Linked DNA regions of Homo sapiens: region 1 is linked to region 2. The links are chromatin loops, found by intact Hi-C in ENCODE. Cell type or tissue: IMR-90. All regions are shown on one strand.

What was found. A loop is a pair of places that touch in the nucleus more often than their neighbours do. Peaks named below come from ENCODE experiments on the same cell type or tissue, not always from the same donor. Only the 100,000 strongest peaks of a DNase experiment are listed, where the experiment ranks them.
Region 1: it touches region 2 in a loop (4-fold over the local background); 7 of 110 quality-filtered maps call a loop at or near these places.

What each region holds. Positions count from the first base shown.
Region 1 is chr4:156,597,044-156,599,543 of GRCh38, forward strand. No RefSeq gene overlaps it. Among named protein-coding and RNA genes, the nearest start is that of LINC02272, 44 kb to the right of the region's middle. RefSeq lists an enhancer at 1,172-2,371. In IMR-90, no CTCF peak of the experiment used is centred here; a DNase peak (open chromatin) is centred at 1,498; H3K27ac peaks cover 195 bases.
Region 2 is chr4:157,127,071-157,129,570 of GRCh38, forward strand. The region is part of intron 4 of GLRB (glycine receptor beta); the gene reads left to right. Among named protein-coding and RNA genes, the nearest start is that of GLRB, 52 kb to the left of the region's middle. In IMR-90, a CTCF peak has its summit at 1,560; no DNase peak of the experiment used is centred here.

The sequences.
Region 1 (2,500 bases), 530 kb before region 2:
TATCGAGTGAGTTGAAATGCATTACAGAGTTCTGCTATCCAATAAAACATACTACACCAACTGGCAGGGCACAGGAAATGCTCCCAATCCAAGCTTGTCTTCAGTTAAAGGAATTTGACTTTAAGCCGCAAGCGTACATTATTTTTATAAAGGGTCTTAAAGAAATGGGATTAGTGATAAGACAGTCTGGTTTGCATCTGCATAGGATCTTCTTGTCCAGGTAAAGTGGACCATATGGAAGAATGCTCTGGAACTCCTTAGACATTGAATTTCTCAGTTAAATACAAAGAATTTATTTTAGCTAATTAATTTAACCTCTTACTTTGTTATATTTTCATAAAGCTAATTTTAAAAAATCCTAGAAACTAACCTGATGTTATTGTCACCTATTATTTTGCCCACTATAATGCATAATGGACTGGCCAGTATACTTTTAGCAGCAATAAAATGAGCTGAAAAAAAACCTATAAAATATATGGAGTGGAACATTGTTCCCTACAAGGACAAATGATGGCTATTACATTTTCCAAAAACTACTACTGTTGAATAACTCTTTGCAAAGTCGATTTTGGACCATCTCAGAAATGGTGCCTTTCCTTCTTTTCAACAGTAGGTAAGAATGATGCCTTAGGTTTCCCAGAAGGACTAGCTGGAGTAGAATGCATCCAAATAGCAAAGTTACTTGCCAAAACATTGAAAGACTTCTGCTTGCAAAATGGGACTTTGCATGCGCTGTTTACTCTCTTTCCATGTGAATGGAGTTTCCAATCCAAGAAGTCCATTTGGATGCAACAAGTCACTAAAGAATAAAATCAGCGAGGTTGGTCTAAACATGTTTGTCTATTGCATCTGATTGCAAATTATGTTTGCTTTATTTCATTGTATTCACTGTTCATATTGAGATTGCTTAAAGTCCAAATCTACAATACATTTGGAAGATTCCTAGACTTCTTTCACATTTTCCGTGTTAGCAAATGTTCCCTTTACCACACTCTTTCACACACACACCTGTAAGTGTAACTGCTCTTAAAATTGGAAAAGCTGAAAGAAAACAACTCCTTTTAGAAATGACCCAGGTCAGGAGGCTCCTGGTTTTTATTGCCACTTCAAAGCCAAACCAGATAAACTGGCTTAAGGTACTACTTTGGCATTGAACAGAATTCAATACAGCTGTCTGAGTAGCAGAAGCTTTGAGGTCATAGTAATTTTGCTTGAAAGGCTCACCCCTCCTCCATATATGGCCGAGTTGCTGTGCTTCCTGTTCTTTTGTGCCAAGAATTCCTCTCCTGTCCCCTGACCCAGCAGACTCAAGACTTCTAATTGTGCTGATAATTTCATTCCTCATCTTTTCAGAAAGTCATGTGAGAGATTTAGCTCTGGTACTTAATTTAAACTGTTTATATTTCCTTTACAGTATGCTCCAACCAGCAGCGCGGACCGCAAGTGGAGCCCGGCAATTGGAAAGTTGCAAATGCCTGGATGCTACGTTTTGCATCTTCTTTAGATATCCTTGACTCATACATCCTGTCTGGGCTAATGTTGTTTTCTGCTTGCAGTGTGTCTGGAGTCTCAACAAGTGCCCAAGCCACCCTCAAAGGGTCACTCCTTGTTTCAAGAGCACTTGTGCTTGCCTTGACCTCTCTGTCGCTCTCTGATTCCACTTAGGAAGCTGCTTAGTTCCATTTTTCAACTGAAAAATTATCCTCTGCTTCAGGCCACTCTGTCATACTGTTTTGTGTAGTGTTTTAAAGCTAATTTGAACTAGGCAATGTCTTAGCCTTAGATATAGACAGATAATTTTCCAGATCAGACAAGCTATAGTAAAGCTTCAAAGGGAAAACTTTTATTCCTAAAGAGAATAGAAAACTCATCTGTGTTATTCATATTGTATTTAAGAAATGACCCAAGTTGAAAATAAATGTGACATGTGAAACTGAATATCCACTAATATTTCTGGTAGCTTCTGCAATTATGTCTAAAGTTTTCCATTTTACTGTTGAGCTTTTATAATAAATACAGGGACCAAGAATCATCTTCTGACAATGAAGCAAGGGATCAGTTCAATTGAGACTATTAGGCAGAAGGGGGAAACTGGAAGAAATATATTAATCTTTTTCTTCTGAATGTCTACAATGTAATGCCAGATTAAAACAAAACCAAATAAAACAAAAAAAGAAGCAGATGAACTTAAGAAGAAAGGTTATAAATACCCAAATGTTTAGGTACCATTATCATTACTTGTTCTTACATTTTAAACTGGTTATTTCTACAAACTATTTGGTGCACGTTTAAACTATTATCTTGAATTTTCAAGCAAAATTCCTCATATGAACATTATGTACCAATAATTGATATTTTAATTGATCTAAGATTAAATATAAGTTAAAGATATTGATGGCTTCCAATTTTTGTCTTATTTTTAAGAAAGTTGGGTCCATATGAACAGTCTTCTCAGTAACCAAAACTTGACATAAACTAAATATTTGCAAAGTTTCTAAAA
Region 2 (2,500 bases):
ATTTGGGATCCACTAAAAATGCTTGATTCTAGTTCTTGGTAATTGCTCATCTTTGTTGTTTTAAAACAATTTTATTTTATATATTTTTATATTTAGATTTAAAATGCTTTCCTTAAAACTTGCCTCAGTTTACTATTTATATTTTGTTTTTGTTGTTAATTTTAAAGCATGTACTATAGAATAATAGAATTTACTGTAGAATAATATTAGACATATTTGTCCCATTTTTTATTTCACATATCTTAGTAGATTTTACATCTTAGATGTAAAATCATAAACATTAAACTGATTTCATATTTATTTTTCTCATGTTATTCATCTTCAGGGTTTGCACTCTGTTGTTGGCTGAATAATGGCCCCCTAAAGATGTTCATGTCATAATCACCAGTAATCACAATTCTTATATGAAATTTCTAATCTCACTAGAGGCTAAATTTTATATCCTTTTCAAACCTGTGGATATGCTGTTTTATATGTTAAAAAGGACATTTCAGATGTGATTAAATTAAATATTTGGAGATCGGGGGAGAGTATCCCAGTTTCTTCAAGTGAACCAGTGTAATTGATAGCGTTCTTGTAAGACAGAGACAGCAAGATCAGGGTCAGTGGTAGTAGCTGTGATGCAGGAAGCATGAAGCAGTTGTCATGCAAGGAAGGGACCATGACTTAAGGAATGCAGGTGACCTCTAGGAGCTGAAGAAGCCAAAGGAAAGAGGTTCATTCCTCAGAGGCTTCAAAGGAACCAGCCCCTCAGACAGAACAATTGACTTCAGCTCAGTGAACATGATTTTGGTCTTCTAAGCTACAGAACTGTAAGATACTAAATGTGTGGTGCTTGAAGCCACTATTTTTGGTAATTTTGTTACAGTGGCAATTGGAAACTAGTACATATGCTGATGAGCATTTGTTAGTAATTTTTTTCCTTCTGAATTCTGCTGGAGGTTTATCTGATTGCATATAACTTCCTCCCAAGTCCAGCTGAAGGATTATCTGATTATAACATAACTTTTTCCATATATGAAAATGCCAGACTAATCAGTTGTATTTTATTGAGTAATTACTTAAACCTCTCACTCATTAAGGTTAATTCTATTAAGGATGTAATTTTTAAATATCTATATATATGTTTTTAGTAGTTAAAATATACTTTATTCCTTTGTGTCAAAGTTACCTTTTTTTAGTGTACGTACATGAAACTCAACAATTTGTTATGGATACTTTCCTCATTACCTTTTTTCTTCAAGTTACATTATTTGGAAGCATTGGTGATTAAATTTCACAAGTAAGAGTACTGTATTAGGCATTGTGGAAGGATGAAAAATGTCCAAGTTTTGTTTTCTCTTTCTAGTAATTTGATTATTGTTATTAGTGGATATGAAAAAAATTAATGGTGTGAATAATACTACACAACTTCCTGAACTGAACTGTCAACATGATACAGAAGGCATTTCCTCATTCCTGTATTTAATAGAAGTGTATTGGATGCTTTTTATACTCAGCCTCAGCAGGTCTCTATTCTTTATGGGGTTTCCAGCCTAGTGTGGCACCATAGCACCACCTAGCAGGCTCTCCTAATAGAAATGGACTATGAACATAGATCTAGAAAAATTAATTATCCATAAGGTTTTATTGAAGAATCTTTAATTATAAACCTTGAAAAATGATATATTGAGAAAAATCACTACTATATAACCTAAGAGTTTTTACAGGCATTTGGGTAACTTGCAATTCTTATATGGAATTTTAACCTGACTTGAGGCTAAATTTTAAATCCTTTTCAAACCAGGCTTTTAATAGCCCTATTGACAGAACTTTAATTATAATGCTGCCAGATGCTATAAGAGCTGATCTCTTTTATTTATTTGAATGCTAATTTTTGCCATAATGCAAAGAAAACAAATGAATTAAAGATTATATATGTGAGCTATTCTAACAACATTACAAAATATAAACAGTTCTTAATATTAAAATATCATTTATGAAACTTAACCGATTATAGTGTCTTGTTGTGAAATGTTTTATTGCCTTGAAGAAATGGTTTAATTTGGGTGTTAATTGGTTCTAAAAGTTTTTGGAGACCATCCATTTTTTCAGATAATGATTAATAGTGTGTTATTTGGAATGAACAATGAATAGTATTTGTCACCAGTGCTTTAAAAGCAATTAAGTAATTTCCCACTCATAAAAGAGGTCTGTTTCTGATGGGAATTTGTTTCTTGCAAGATAAATGATAGAGCTATAATTACTGTGATTGAATAATTGAAAATGAAAATAAATAGGTTTCAAAGATGGTTATCTTAATATAAAGCATTTGAAATGCCAATAACTAGTAATTATTTGAAAATACTCATAAAACACTAACCAAAACATGTAACTAATGAGCTTTTATCTTTTCATGAATGTTCAACACAAACTATTAACTTAAATTGTAAAAATTTGAAATATTCTTAAAAGATACATAAGCTTGCTGGAACTTGCGTGGAATCATAGTATTATATGG